2 separate regions of the Homo sapiens genome follow, and region 2 is linked to region 1. Evidence: chromatin loops called from intact Hi-C (ENCODE). Cell type or tissue: mesothelial cell of epicardium. All regions are shown on one strand. Each heading gives the region's core, and the rest is flanking DNA. Links, peaks and the distances in the headings are about the cores only. Region 1 overlaps ABCA12 (ATP binding cassette subfamily A member 12). Region 2 overlaps ABCA12 (ATP binding cassette subfamily A member 12).

Region 1 (8,344 bases), core at 147-8,146:
TCTTGAAGAATGAGTAGGAGTTCATCAGTTAGATAACCAGTGTCATTGCATTTCTTACAGAAAGCAACTTACATGAGTGAGGACATAGAATGTGGAAGAGTTAGATGTGCCAGGAATTTGGAATCTCTTTTGCCTGAAAAAGGAAGATGCTTGTTGAGTACTGAAAGATAAGGCTGTTTGGTCCAAACCAAAAGTATTAGAGTTTATTTTTATTTTTTTGAGACAGGGTCTTGCTCTATCGCCCAGACTGGAATGCAGTGGTGCAATCTCAGCTCACCACAACCTCCGCCTCCTGGGTTCAAGCAATTCTCCTGCCTCAGCCTCCCAAACAGCTGGGACTACAGGTGCGCGCCATCATGCCCAGCTAATTTTTGTATTTTTAGTAGAGACAGGGTTTCACCATGTTGGCCAGGCTGGTTTCGAACTCCTGACCTCAAGTGATTCACCCACCTCGGCCTCCCAAAGTGCTGGGATTACAGGCATGCGCCATTGCGTCAGGCCTAGACTTTATCTTAAAGGTGATGAGAAGCCACTGGAATTATTTTTACTAAATTAGTTTTATTTTTAAATGTTTATAGATTTTTCTGACTATAGATATACATGCTCATTATTAAAAATTAAATAATGAGGTACGAGTGTGCATACTGTAAAAAATGGAAGTCATGCATAATCTCAACCTCTAAAGAGAACCATTGTTAACATTTCAGTGTACATTTGCTAGGACTTTTTTCTATGCATGTACCAAATACTCACAAACACACATACATAGGCACACACACACACACACACGTGTACAAACAAATAAAATAGGACCATTGGGACTAGACAATAGTTTAGAAGGTGTTCCTGCAGCTGTGTGGGAGATGGTTTTAAGGAGTAGGAGCTGGTGGCTGGATTGGGAATTCTGGAGTTAAGACTTCCACTTCGGTCTTCTTTTTCATGATCTCTTGATTGCCCAAGAGAAATAGTAACTGAGGCTAAAAGAAATCTGTATACTTCTCTATCAGAGCTAGCTATTTCCTTAGGCTTTTTAAACACCCCCTCCTTCAATCCTCCATTTTCTTTTCAGATTTTTTAAATGCAGATTTCTTTTAAAAATAGAGAATTACTCTTTGTACTATGAAGGTTTTCAGTGCAAGGTTAGCCATAACCCTCTAATTTCATACTGTCCAAAATAAGATTTACACAATTTAGGAGAAATTTGGGAAGTGAAAATGGAGCAAACTAAGGAGCAAATAATACAGAAATCACATGCTATTATCAATATTTTTCTTCTTTGTCTTTTCTCTATTTTGGGGATTTACAAACAGATGTACCCAGCTACTCTACCTCAATCAAAATGATCTAAGTATGTTTGCTGAAATAGACAAATGGCAGAGTATTACCCTAGGCTTTCTGAGTTGGCATCTGGAGGTGGAGGTGGAGTTGGAGGTGGTGGTGAGTGGGATGGTGTTGAGGACCAGAGAGTTTAAATTTTGAAGAACTCGCCAGGTGATTCTTATGCTACTTCAAGTTTGTGAGCTACTTTTTCCTTTCTTTTCAACTTAAAAATAATTTTAGATCAGCTCATCACTGTGAAAACAAACCAGAGAATGGATTTAATTCTTTGAATAATCACGGAGAAGAACTTGCCTTTCACCTGAGTTAGCTTGCAGGCTTTCAGTGGCTGCCAGCACCCTATTCTTCTTTTCAGCACTCAGTCTTTCACTGTAATCCCCAGGATATCAGAAGTCTCACACCATTCTTCATGTCTTATATTGAAGACACGTTTTTAGGACAGGTGCGAAGAGGAGCAAACCTCCTCTCAGAGAGTACTGTTGGAGCAGTGTCTAAAGAAGGACGTGTTCACAATTTCCTGAACTGGTGCTTTTCCAAGATGATTTCATTGATAAGTTACATGCCCAGGGAACCCAGGTCCATGCAAACAAGCACTTCCCACTCTAGCTTTATAACACTGCATTTATGGCTTCATAAATATCAGAAGAATGAGAAATGTTAAAATCTTTTCATTATTTTGAAATTGCTGCCCTATGTGGAGATGGTTAAAAAAAGATGCTTCTGGAGATTTATATTCTACAAGGATGTGCCTAGGGCTGTAAAGAGCAGGACTGCGTTCTGACCTCAAGTTGCTTACGATGGAATTGTAAAGTGAAGAAACACACAAGATAGATTATGGGCCATAATATATTTTTAAAAACAAAAAATTAAATATAATTAAAGTAAAAGTGTTAAATATAGATCTTGGCCAGTACTTTGCACATAATGGGAACTCAAATATTCATTGATTAATAGTGACATGTAACAATTGTGCAAATAGGAAAATAAATATTAAATAGGCAGCATTGGCAATGAAAACTACTGGATGTTTAAAAAGGAAAAGATGGCTGCGAATTAGGGTAATTGAGAATTACTTCAGGATTAAATTAAGCTTGGAAGAAAAAAAAGTGAATATGCAACAAGAGGAAGTGGCTTTCAAGAGGCAGAAGGGGCATGATCGAGATCTTGGAGGCAGAACTTCTCAGGCTTAACTGGCTAAAGATAGGTAGACTAGTCTAGCCAAAGTAGAGTGTTTTGCTTGAGAGTAGACTGGGAAACAGAGGGAGACACAATCTCTACAAAAAAATAAAAATAAAAAATTAGTCACATGTGGTGGTATGTGCCTGTGGTGCCAGCTACTTGGGAGGCTGAGGTGGGAAGATCACTTGAGCCTGGGAGGTCGAGGCTGCAGTGAGCCATGATTGTGCCACTGTACTCCAGGCCTGGGAAAGAGAGTAAGACCCTGTTTCTTAAAAAAAAAAAAAGAGAGAGAGAGAGAGAGATCAATTTCATCATGTAGGGTTTTGAATACTAGACTAGGAGTCTAGATTTTATCCTGTAGTAATGGAAACATTGGAAGTCTGTGAAGAGTTATTTAATTTTGTGTTTTACAGCATGGGAGGTAAACTAAAGGAAGTTTGTTAAGTTTTCCACCCTAATTGTTTATATCCATCCAGATGTTTATATCACAGGCTGTATTAGTTATCTGTTGCTCTATAACAAATTGCCCCTCAAAACTTAGTGGCAACAACAATAAACATTTATCATCCTCCATTTTCCAGGGGTCAGAATTTTTTTTTTTTTTTTTTTGAGATGAAGTCTCGCTCTGTCACCAAGCTGGAGTGCAGTGGCGTGATGTGGGCTCACTACAACCTCCACCTCCTGTGTTCAAGTGATCCTACTGCCTCAGCCTCCCGAGTAGCTGGGATTACAGGCATACGCCACCGTGCCCAGCTAATTTTTGTATTTTTAGTAGAGACGGGGTTTCACCATGTTGGCCTGGATGGTCTCGATCTCTTGACCTTGTGATCTGCCCGCCTTGGCTTCCTAAAATGCTGGGATTACAGGCGTGAGCCACCGCGCCCAGCTGGGGTCGGAAATTAAAGAGTGACTTAGCCACATGGCTTTGCCTTGGTGTGTCTCATGAGTTTGCAGTCAGGATTTGGGCTAGGACGTCAGTCATCCAACAACTCGAGTAGGGCTGGAAGATCTGTTTCCAAGGTGGATAGCTCACATGGCTGGTGCGTTGGCACTGACAGTTGGTGGGAGGCCTCAGCTTCTCCCCAGCTGGGCCTTGAAGCTACTTGAGTGTCCTCAAGACAGAGTGGCTGGCTTTCCCCAGAGAAAGCAATCCAAGATAGGCAGAAACTATCCTTTTTCTGTCCTGCCCTTAAATGCCTTAGAGCATCACACTGCCACATTCTATTCATGAGAACAAGTGCTTCAGCCTGACTCATATTTAAGGGAATTAGGCTCCACCTTTTGAAAAAAAGTGCCGAAGATTCTGTGGATACATTTTAAAACCACCACACAGCCTAACAAGATTCAATGGTGCAATAACAAAGGGCATAAACGTGCTTACGATATTCAGCCCCATCATCGCGGTGTCCTTATCTGCTTTGGGCCACACTGAATTCCTAGTACCTAGCAGGGCCTGCACGTTGAGGCACTCATTAAATGTTTTTGAGCTATTACTGTTTTACAGATGGAGACATTTACTTTCAAAGATTTTAGTGACAGTCCTTACTAAGTGTTGAAGCAAGATTTAATTTGTTCTTACTTCCCATATCCTCTTTCTACTCTCTATGCTATCTGTCAAACAGAGTCACTCATGTCTGTAGAGATGCTCACCTTGCTGTTGGCACAGCTAACAGAATTACTCTCTGGAATATTGCTTGGCACTTAGTCACCCAACAAATATTTGTTGAACAAATGAGTGAATTTGGTGCAACAATAATTGAAGGCTGGAAGTTTAAAGAAGTCTGTTCAAATTTACTTACAAGTCAGTGGAAAATGGGAATACAATCTGGAGTGGTTGCCTTTTGTGCAGGTTATTATTCTGTCATATTTGCTGAAAGGGCACCATGTTCAAAGGGCAGAAGTTAGATATTCTGGATATAGAAGAGATGGAACTCCTGGAGTTTGAGAAGCTCTGTGATAACCACCCAGAAGGATTCTATGGCAAATGAACTTCCTACCATTGAATCATTGTTTTGAACATAGTCTTTTCAAGAGCAGTAATATTGCAGGGGGTGTGGGGGCTGGGATAAGTGTGGATCAGCTGGAATTCCTCCCATTTGAGTTGTGTTGTACTTTGACATTTAAACCGCAAAGAGAAACAAATGAATTAGGATGCCACATGGCATACCTAAACTCTCATACACCTCTCTACACAGCTCTAACATGGTTTATTCTGGAAAAATTTTGGACCAAAATTGAACCTAACTCCTGTGAAAACTTGACTTACCTCCACTGAATCCTGTTAGCTTTAATTAGCTGTTTTTAGGTTTTATGATAAGCAGAGCTCTGAAAATCAGGGAAAAAAAATTATAGAACTTTGTTATGCAGGTTACATTCTTTTCAGAGATATACCCAAGAACTGATATTTAAGGTCTTTATTTTGTTGATTTATCTTTGGTTTTATGTGGAAATTTGGCATTAAATATATAATCCAGAAGGTAAATAACAGGGACCAGTGTATTTCATAGGCAGGTTTAACGTTAGGGCTTTTATGGAATTTGTTAATATTAGATAGTATTAATGTAGCCAAACTCCCAGAACAATAAGCAATCAGTTTTTCTGCAATGTTAGTGCAAAGAGTATTAAATTTTAGCTCAAATACAACTGAAAGCAAATGAACAAGAGTGGGATTAGGTTAATCGCAAGCTTTAGGAAGGTTGCTCAATGTATTACAGCCGTGATTCCAGTCCCTGCTTTTGTTACATAGATTTCTAGCACCCAGCTGTGCACACCCCAAAACACTCGGCTATTTGTTAAGCAAATATTTATTTATTATAGCATCATGTGGACTCTAAAGGGAAAGAACGCAGGATTTTTAGGTAAAAACATGGATAATCAAATTACAGTAACTGTAAAATCCGCAATCTATTACATAATCAAGTGTGATAGCAGGAACAAAGAACCATCAATGCACTAAGATTTTTTAGAAAAAAAAAGATTTTTGGAGGCTAGAGAAGTAAGGTAAAGCTTAATAGCATAAATAAGACTTAAGCTATGTCCTCAAAAAAAAACTAATAGGATACTTGGATTTGCATGGAGAAGAGTGGGGAGTTTTGTAAGGAAAGGAAGAGAATGAACAATTTCGTGAAGGTGGGGGTAAAGGGCTTATTTTGCTTCAGGGAACTTTCTCTGAACCTCTATACCAGGTTAGTTTTCACTCCTACACCAGCCCTCCTTTATAATTGTAATTGACTAAGTATGCATTTATTTGATGTTTGTGCCTCTGGTCTTCCCTTCATAGGATCTATACCTAAGTCTGTTTTTCCCACAAATACAAGCAGTGCCTAGCGTATCAGATACTTAACAGTTAAGGAAATGCCCCCTTTTTCCTAAATTCCATTAGATTCTACTGGGAAATGAGTTTGAATCTATAAAATTAGACCAAGAGACCCGGAGTCATAAATACCAGGGTGAAGATATAGGAATATCTTTATTCCATAAGCAATGAAGAATGACCCATGGCAATAAAAATATGGAGTTTTGTGCATATTAATCAGATAGTGTCAGAAGACTAGATCAGGGCAAGGAAAGGCTGGAGAAAGAAAAAGAATTACACAGTTATTGAAATTATAATATAAAAAGTAGTGGGTACTCTAATGTAATTGGAGAAACAAAAATGGAGAAGAATGAGTAAGTCTTAAAGATACTGGGAAGAGGAAGTAGTAGAATATGGTAGAGACTGGATTTGGGGGACAAAGGAATGGTTTGAAATAAAAACACTCTTCTGGCTTTTGATTTGGGAGTCTGAGAAAACAGAATAGTGACAATAATGACTTCTTTCATGTAACTTATCTTTCAATTCTTGTACCAAACCTGAGAGATTAATTACTGTGATTTCCATTTCCAGATGAGAAAAATCAAAACTCTTAGAGAAGCAAGTAGAGCCTAATGATCAAACCCCTGGGCCTTTGATCAGGGTACTCAATTCAAATCTCAGCTTCACCTTTGTGTCATTGGGAAGTTAATTCTTCTGTGCCTCAGTTGGGGATAATCAAAGAACCTACTTCATAGCATTGTTGGGGAGTAAAATAAGAATAAAACTAATAAGATAGCATGTAATAAGATAATTTGTGGTATCACACAAAAGGATGCCTGCAGTCTATAGATGCATATAGTAAGGGCTCAATAAAAGATTACTATGAGTAGGTAACTTGCCCAAGATTAAACAGCTGGTAAACGGCAGAGCTTCCTACTTGAACCCAGGTCTTCTGGTGTATTTGTTATACATATTGTTATGCACGTCCGTGTGAAGAGACCACCAAACATGCTTTGTGTGAGCAATAAAGCTTTTAATCACCTGGGTGCAGGCAGACTGAGTCTGAAAAAGGAGTCAGCAAAGGAAGATAGGGGTGGGGCAGTTTTATAGGATTTGGGTAGGTAGTGGAAAATTACAGTCAAAGGGGGTTGTTCTTTTGCAGGCAGGGGTGTGGTCACAAGGTGCTCAGTGGGACAGCTTTTGAGCTAGGAGAAGAAATTTCACAAGGTAATGTCATCAGTTAAGGCAGGAACCGGTCATTTTCACTTCTTTTGTGGTTCTTCAGTTGCCTCAGGCCATCTGGATGTATATGTGCAGGCTTGGGCTCAGAGGCCTGACATTCCTGTCTTCTTATATTAATAGGAAAAACAAAACAAAATAGAGGTGAAGTGTTGGGATGGCAAAAATTTTTGGGGGTGGTATGGAGAGATAATGCGTGATGTCTCTCAGGGCTGCTTCGAGCAGGATTAGGGGAGGTGTGGGAACCTAGAATGGGAGAGATTAAACTGAAGAAAGATTTTGGGGTAAGAGGTGATATTGTGGGTTTGTTAGAAGGAGCATTTGTCGTATAGAATGATTGATGTGGCCTGGATGCGGTTCTGTATGAATTGGGAAACTAAATGGAAGACACAAGGTCCGAATAAGAGAAGGAGAAAAACAGGTTTTAAAGGACTAAGAATTGGGAGGACCCAGGACATCCAATTAGAGAGTGCCCAAGGGGGTTTGGTGTAATTACTTGCTTGGTTGGTGAGTTTTTGGGCTCTATCTTTGAGTTTTTTTATGTTGTTATATACTAGGCCAGATTGATTTAGGTAAAAACAACACTCTTCATTTAAAAATGTAGAGTCTTCCTTTTTCAGCAATGAGTAAGTCAAGGCCTATTCCTGTCGTCTTGTATTCATAATAAACAAAACAAAACAAAACAAAATAGTAGTGAAGTGTTGCTGTCATGAGGGGGACAGGGCACTGTTCGGTCCTATTTGCAAATTGATTTTTGGGGATAAGGAAAACTAGCATACATGTGCCTGTCCCATTGATAGGTAGACACATGTAGGTGGAGAAGCCACAGAGGAAGAAGAGAACTATGTAAGGCAAAACTGGAACTGTAAAGTGAAAAGATGAGAGGGAGCACCAAAAGAGATGATGTCTTGCACTCAGACTCTTAGGGATTTAGCGAGGGCAGCAGCTGTTAGAGGTTGTAATGGGGATTGATGGGGCAACTGGGTAGAGGGGGCGGTTCGATTTTTATGGTGTATTAGAAAGCACATAGTGTCTATGAGTAACCTTTCACTGCTATTCATGGGGCTGAGTATAAGCAAGCAAGAGGAGGGGCTAGGAGGAGAGTCTGAAGAACAAGGGGAAGGTAGCTAAGGATGGAGTGAAATGCAGGGCAAACGTCTTAAAGGAAATGAGAGGTTCTAAGAGGCAGGCTAGTGGCTTGTGACCTACATAGAAGAGGTTGTGAAACGACGATAGAATGGAATGAGCCTGTGAGGCTGGAAGGAGGTATTTTCCTTAGTCTAAGAACCATTT
Region 2 (8,344 bases), core at 289-8,288, 53 kb after region 1:
TTTTGCCTTTCTAACATGACCCTTTTAGAGTCTTCTCTCCAAGAACTAAACAAACAGTTCTCCCAGGTGAGTGTAGATCTTTGATCCACAAAGTGACTCAACATGAATTAAAGGGTAAATCTATAGCCCGTGTAGACTGGGAAATGCTGACTGGGATATTTGTTTACCTTAGGCATGTTTTCCTCACATAGACATTTGCACACAAAGTTTAATCTTAAGTAGTATTACTTATTTAATGTGAAAGGTTGAAACGATTTCAATGCTAAACCAAAAATATTACATTATGGTTAATGTGGACACACCTTTATAAATAAAATATGGCTTTGCTCTACAGTAAATGAAGTTTGATAGTTTTCTCTGAGATCTTTAGGTGAGATTACTCAGGCTGTGATACAAGTTTAATAATTAAACTGTCACAGTCATATAACTGCCAGAATTTAGAATAATGGGTAAAATCTTTTTATTTTTCTCACTGACTTCAAACCTAGTTTGAAAAGCTAATTTTTCTTTAATTGTGAATTTTCAAAAACTTTTATTTTAGGTTCAGGGGCACATATTGCAGGTTTGTTATATAAGTAAACTCATGTCACAGTGGTTTGTTGTCTAGATTATTCTGTCACCGAGGTACTAAGCCTAGTACTCAGTAGTTATTTTTTTCTGATCCTCACCCTCCTCCCACACTTCACACTCAAGTAAGTCCCAGTGTCGGTTGTTTCCCTCTTTGTGTCCACGTGTTCTCGTCATGTAGCTCCCACTTATAAGTGAGAAAATGCAGTATTTCGTTTTCTGTTCCTGCATAATTTGCTAAGGATAATGGCCTCCAGCTCCATCCATTTTCCTGCAAAGGACATCATCTCATTCTTTGTTATGGCTGCATAGTATTCCGCAGTGTATATGTACCACATTTTCTTCATCCAATCTGCCATTGATGGGCATTTAGGTTGATTCCATGTCTTTGTTTTTGTTTTGCTTTGTTTTTTGTTTTTTCTGAGACACAGCTTCACTCTGTCACTCAGGCTGGAGGGCAAAGGTGCTATCTCAGCTCACTGAAACCTCCGCCTCCTGGGTTCAAGTAATTCTCGTGCCTCAGCCTCCCGACTAGCTGGGACTACAGGTGCAGGCCACCACACCCAGCTAATTTTTTTTTTTTTGTATTATTAGTAGAGATAGGGTTTTGCCATGTTGGCCAGGCTCATCTCGAACTCCTGACCTCAAGTGACCCACCTGCCTCGGCCTCCCAAAGTGCTGGGATTATAGACGTGAGCCACTGCACCGGCTGATTCTGTGTCTTTGTTATTTTGTGACTAGTGCTGCAGTTAACATATGTGTGCATATGTCTTTATAGTAGGATAATTTATATTCTGCTGGGTATATACCCAGTAATGGGATTACTGGGTTGAATGGTAGCTCTGTTTTTAGGTCTTTGAGGAATCACCACACTGTTTTCCACAATGTTTAAACTAATTTATACTCCCACTAACAGTGTTTAAGTGTTCCCTTTTCTCTGTAACCTCACCAGCATCTGTTATTTTTTGACTTTTTAATAGCCATTCTGACTGGTGTGAGATGGCATCTCATTGTGGTTTTGATTTGCATTTCTCTAATGATCAGTGATATTGAGCTTTTTTTCATATGCTTGTTGGCTGTAGGTATATGTTCTTTTGAAAAGCATCTGTTCATGTCCTTTGCCCACTTTTTAGTGGAGTTTTTTTTTTTTCTTGTAAATTTGTTGAACTTCCTTATAGATGTTGGATATTAGACCTTTTTCAGATGCATAGTTTGCAAAAATGTTCTCCCATTCTGTAGGTTGTCTGTTTATTCTGTTGATGGTTTCTTTGCTGTGCAGAAGCTGTTAAGTTTAATTAGATCCCATTTGTCAACTTTTGCTTTTATTTTGATTGCTTTTGGCATCTTTGTCATAAAATATTTACCATTTCCTGTGTCTAGAATTGTGTTGCCTAGGCTGTCTTCCAGGGTTTTTATAATTTGGGGTTTTACATTTAAGTCTTTAATCAAACTTGAGTTGAATTTTGTATATGGTGTAAGCAAGGTGTATATTTTTTAATTGAGTTGAATTTTGTGTATGGTGTAACCAGTTTCATTCTTCTGCATATGGCTAGCTGGTTATCCCAATGTCATTTATTGAATAGGGAGTTCTTTCCCCATGGCTTGTTTTTGTCACCTCTGTTGAAGATCAGATGGTTGTAGGTGTGTAGCCCTATTTCTGGGTTTGCTATTCTGTTCCATTGGTCTATGTGTCTGTTTTTGTACCAGTACCATGCTGTTTTGGTTACTGTAGCCCTGCAGTATAGTCTGAAGTTAGGTAATGTGATTCCTCAGCAATAAGTTAGATTTTGATAAAACAGTATATCCCTCTCACCAAAATATTATACATTAGAAGCAAGAACACTCTACTATGGAGTGTTTGCATACATTAGTCTTTAAACAAATTTAATTTAATGTTAAGTTCCAGGATACATGTGTAGGACATGCAGGTTTCTTACATAGGTAAATGTATGCCATGGTGGTTTGCTGCACCTATCAACCCATCACCTAGGTATTAAGCCAAGAATGCATTAGCTATTTATCTGGATGTCTTCCCTCCCCCTATCCAGCTCTGACAGACCCCAGTGTGTGTTGTTCCCCTCTGTGTGTCCATGTGTTCTCATTGTTCAGCTCCCACTTACAAGTGAGAACATGCAGTGTTTGGTTTTTTGTTCCTGTGTTAGTTTGCTGAGGATAATGACTTCCAGCTCCATACATGTCCCTGCAAAGGACATGATCTCATTCCTTTTTTTCTGACTGCATAGTATTCCATGGTGTATAGTGTCATATTTTCTTTATCCAGTCTATCATTTATGGGCATTTGGGTTGATTTCATGTCTTTGCTATTATGAATAGTACATACACTAGCCTTAAACAACAATGGTAAAAATGAGACAGCAATAATCTACATTTAATGCAACCCCACATACAATGAGAGAACACAAAAAAATACAGTTATAATAATCCCCAATCCAATGTAAAGTACTTACAATTGTTTTTTTAACAAAATTGGCAGTCATGTAGAATAGAACATGTGGTAAAAAAGACATTGTTCAAAATCACATAGCACTAAGTATGTGTAATTGTAATAGTAAACATTTTCCTGAATTATGTATATATATATATACACACACACACGCTCTTATATATATTATATTATATTATATTTTATATATATATAAAAATCTATCCGTATCTCTACTAATCTATATATTAGTTAAGGAGTACTCCATCCAAACAATATAACACCTAGTAATAAGTATAGGGAAGATATATCTGCAACCCTAAACCAAGTCCTAAGAAAAAAAAACATTACTCAGAGCTAAAATTATTTTAGGAACTTAATTTTAATTTCCAAATATATAATTTGAAATATTTTATATAAATACAGCTTTGTTAACCAAACTTTTATGCCAATTTCTGGAGTTACAGGGAAAAGATCCAATTATGTTTAAGAACATTAGAAGTAGTTGCTGGTTTTCCAAATAAAAGATTGGCTTCAAACTGAGTGAAGGTCTAAAAGAATTGCTTATGTGAAAATCTAGATTTTTGATGCTTTTAAAAACAGCAAACCATGTGATTACAAATGTTAAAGTCTCATTTTGCTCTGTTTGTGGTTTTATATTTTAAGCTATCCAGTGACCCCAACAATCAGAAGATAGTGTTTCAGGAAATAGTCAGAATGCTGTCTTTCTTCTCACAAGTGCAAGAGCAGAAAGCTGTGTGGCAGCTTCTGTCTAGTTTTCCAAATGTGTTTCAGAATGACACATCACTAAGCAATCTATTTGATGTTCTTCGAAAGGCAAACAGGTAAGAAAATGTAAGAATTAAATGTAATATTAGTGTTCACAAAGAAGTGTTTAAAAAAATGTTACCTGTGATGATTACTGTTATCTGGGTTATTTAAACACAGAGCAAATAATCCTTCAGCCTCTTATTGCAGATTTTAGCAGTGAAGGTGAGTGTATTAGTTAAGCAAAGAAGAAACATACACTGTGGTCATCAAGGTTATGGAAGCATCCACGAGGAACTGATCCTAACTGTTGTATTGTTACTGGGTATCGCAGAGCTTCTAAGAATGAGGTGTACAGCAGGACCAACAGTATATTGCAGCACTGACTCCAGTTCATTCAGGGACAACCTGAGCTCTATGCAACTAGCATTTAAACTATCCAGGAATAAAATATCTCAGTGAGTTTTGTTTGGTACCATCCAACATAAAACAACCATATTGGTAAGAGTTTTGTTCCAAGCCACCTCAAAGAGGTTGGCCTCCCTCATGTGTAGTCAGCTTAGAAATGACCTTTCCAAGCCTGCATATCAGTTAGCCTTGGTATATATGTTATAAAGATTTTAAAACCTTTGCAGGAGAAACACCTTTAAAGGTTACTTTATTCGTAAAAGAGATCTGGGCACGGCCAGTATTTAGAGTTTAATGGACAGTACTTAGGTTTTGATTGCCCTGTATAGCTAATTTGAAAATGAGCCTTAAAAATCCAACTACTGCATCAATGATGTTCGATTATTAAGTGCCTATTACATGCTAGATGTGTTACCAAGTCGTTTGTACACATGATCACATTGAATCTTACAACAAACAGTATTTATTTTATAAATTAGATTAACAGTCCTAAAAATTAAGTATTTGCAGATCCTGCATCTAGAAGGGTTTGCAACTAGATTTTCTAACTCCAGAACCCAGGCTGCCTCTCTTATATGTCACTAATAGCATGATGTAGTCTATTTTATATGTCTAGAGCATCAGAAGAGATTGCTTTTTACTTTTGGAATGCTTTTAAGAGCTTATATCTATTCAAAGACCTTATAATAAGCCCTTGTATTGATAAAACAATCTCATTTGATTCTCAGAATAGTGCTTTGAGCTGGAGACAATGGATTCCCATTTTATAGAAGAGGAGACAAATCCTTATGGAGGTCAAATGGCTTCCCCAAGGTTCTACAGTTAGTACATGGCAAAGCCAGGACCTAAACTTAAAGAATTTGAATCCCAGTCCTATACTCTTTCCATGGTAACACACCATAACTGGAATACAGAAGAAGCAAGATATTAGGAAGTTTGATTCTCTATGTTAACCCTCATTTTATCTCTTAGGGAAATTTTCACTCACTCAGAATTTTGACTCTGATCCTTTTCCTCCTATTTATTTTCTGTCTTAGGAAGCAAACAGGTGAATCTGTAAAAGGAGAAGGGGAATTATTTGACTTGTATAGTGTAGCAGTGAAAAGAGTCAATAATATTCAGACCCCAAATAAGATATCACTACACACTCACTGGAATGGGTTAAATGTTAAAAGATGGATAATTCCAAGTGTTAGCAAGAACATAGAGCAACTGAAGCGGTCATATATTACAAGTTAGCATGGGAAACAACACAGTCATTTGGAAAATAGTGTGACAGCTTCTAATGAAGTAAAACAGTAGATCCGTATGAGGCTGCATTCTACTCTTGGGTATTTATCCAAGAAAATGAAAATATACACCTATATGAAGACTTGTATGCTGATGTTTATTTCTTGATAATAGCTAAAAGTGGAGCCAGGTAATCAAATCTCTATAAAAAAATGGCAAAACAAATTGTGGTTTATTCATATATTAAAATACAACACAACAATAAAAATAAGCAGATTATTGAGTCATACAAGGTAAATAAGTCTCATTAATATTATGCTGGCAAAAACATCAAAACAAAAAATATATACTGTGTATGTAGATAGCGTTATCATCCTATTTATAGAAGGTTCTAGAATTGACACAATTAATCTATAATGTTAGAAATCAGATCAGTGGATTCAGGAGCAATTGCATGAGAAAAATTTTCTGGGGTGATTGAAATGTTTGTATCTTAATTGGCATGGTGGTTACATGTATGTGTATTTGTCAAAACTTATAACTTCACTTTGTACCCCGTAAGTTTATACAATTAAAATGATCACTTTACAACTTAAAAAAAACTCATTTAATTGTACACCTAATATAGGTGCATCTTATTGTATTTAAATTATACCTCAATGAAATTTGATTAAAAAATCAACAACAACAACAACAACAACAAAAATTCCACAAAATAATATTTACTAAAAGACAGAAGATCTAAAAATACTCTAGGCATTATTTTGGCGGAGCAAATTACACTGGCAAAAACATTGTGCTGTGGCTATTTTAACAACAACCTCTGATCCAAGTTCTGCAGCTATTTTAATTCCCTTTAAATTTTAAAATAAAATTATTGCATATTTTGGCACTATGCAGTAGAGTATGTTGTCAAGTAATGATTATATATGTAAAAGAGTCTGCATAATAATGAAAATAGCTTATTAATAAATGGCTTCAACTCAAGCACCTTAGTAGCAAAAAAACAAATAATGCAATTTAAAATGGACAAAAGATCTGAATAGATATTTCTCAAAATAACACATATAAATGGCCAACACGTGTATTTTTAAAATGCTCAACATCACTCATCATCAGGGAAATGAAAATCAAAACTATAATGAGATATCATCTAACTGCAGTTAGAATGGCTATTACCAAAAAGACAAAAACAATAACAGATGCTGGCAGGGATACAGAGAAAGGGAAACTCTTGCACACTCTTGGTGGGAATGTAAAGTAGAATGGCCATTGTGGAAAATAATATGGAGGTTCCTCAACAAATTAAAACAGCCATGCACAGAAAGACAAATACTACATAATCTCATTTTTATGTGGATCCTAAAAAAGTTGATCTCATAGTAGAATGTAGAATAATGATTACCAGAGGTTGGGTGAAAGGGGAGGATGAGGGAAGGTTGATCAAGGGGTAGAAAGTTACAATTAGATAGGAGGAATAAATTTTACTGTTCTATTGCACAGTAGGGTGATTGCAGTTAATAGTAATCCATTGTATATTTCAAAATAACGGTAAAAGAAGATTTCAGATGTCCTCATGATAAACAAATAATAAACGTTTGAGGCAATGGATACATTAATTATACTAATTTGAGCTTTACACATTGTATACATGTACCAAATTATCACACTGTACTCTATAAATATGAACAATTATGTGTCAATTAAAAATAAAATAAAACTTACAAGAGGCTGAGTGCAGTGGCTTATGCCTGTAATCCCAACAATTTGGGAGGTGGACATGAGAAAATTGCTTGAGTCCAGGAGTTCAAGACTAGCCTGGGCAACATAGTGGGATACTATCTCTACAAAAAAATAAAATAAAATAAAAAAGTAGCTGGGCATGGTAGTGCATACCTGTGGTCCCAGCTACTTGGGAGGCTGAGGTGGGAGGATCGCTTGAGCTTGGGAGTTTGAGGTTGCAGTGAGCCATGATAATGTCAGTGCTCTCTGGCCTGGGTGACAGAATGAGATTCTATCCCAAACAAACATAAAACCTAAAGAGAAATAGTTTCAAATTATTATGAAGCAAATGACATTTGACTTAAAAATTATTTTATATTCATAAGAACACTTAACATGAGCTCTGCCCTTTTAACACATTTTTAAATTGTAAGCTATAGGTACAATGCTGTACAGCAGATCTCTAGAGCTTATTCATCTTGCTTAACTGAAACTCCATGCCTGTTCATTACCAACTCCCATTTCCCTTTCTAATCAGACCCTAGAAACCATCACTTGACTCTTTGATTCTAGGAATTTAACTATTTTAGATACTTCCCATACAAGAAATTTTGTAGTATTTTGCTTTGTGTGACTGGCTTAAGTGGTTATGCATTATCATTTCACATCATGTCTTCAGGGTTCATCCATGTTGTTGCATATTTCAAAATGCATTCTTTTTTAAGTCTGAATAGTATTCATTGTGTTTATATAGCACGTTTTCTTATTCATTTATTTGTTGATGGACATTTAGGTTATCTCCACATTTTGACTATTGTGAATAGTGCTGCAATGAACACAGCAATACTACTATCTCTTCATTATTCTAATTTCAATTCTTTTGGATAAGAATCCAGATGTGAGATTGCTGGATCATATATGATAGTCTATTTGTAATTTTTAAGGAACCTCCATACTGTTCTCCATAGCAACTCCACTGTATTCCTTTTTTTTTTTTTTTTTGAGATGGAGTCTCGCTCTGTCGCCCAGGCTGGAGTGCAGTGGCACGATCTTGGCTCACTGCAACCTCTGCCTCCTGGGTTCAAGCGATTCTTCTGCCTTAGCCTCCCGAGTAGCTGGGACTACAGGCACGTGCCACCATGCCCGGTTAATTTTTGTATTTTTGGTAGAGACGGGGTTTCACCATATTGGCCAGGCTGGTCTCAA

The links. A loop is a pair of places that touch in the nucleus more often than their neighbours do. Peaks named below come from ENCODE experiments on the same cell type or tissue, not always from the same donor. Only the 100,000 strongest peaks of a DNase experiment are listed, where the experiment ranks them.
Region 2: a loop joins it to region 1, with 4 times the contacts of the local background. A loop is called at or near these places in 2 of 110 quality-filtered maps.

The regions. Positions count from the first base shown.
Region 1 is chr2:215,094,474-215,102,817 of GRCh38, reverse strand. The region is part of intron 2 of ABCA12 (ATP binding cassette subfamily A member 12); the gene reads left to right. Among named protein-coding and RNA genes, the nearest start is that of ABCA12, 40 kb to the left of the region's middle. In mesothelial cell of epicardium, for the core only: no CTCF peak of the experiment used is centred there; a DNase peak (open chromatin) is centred at 3,435.
Region 2 is chr2:215,041,348-215,049,691 of GRCh38, reverse strand. It overlaps ABCA12 (ATP binding cassette subfamily A member 12), which reads left to right. Exons shown (of 53, transcript NM_173076.3): 6 at 1-66; 7 at 3,677-3,855. Among named protein-coding and RNA genes, the nearest start is that of ABCA12, 93 kb to the left of the region's middle. In mesothelial cell of epicardium, for the core only: no CTCF peak of the experiment used is centred there; no DNase peak of the experiment used is centred there.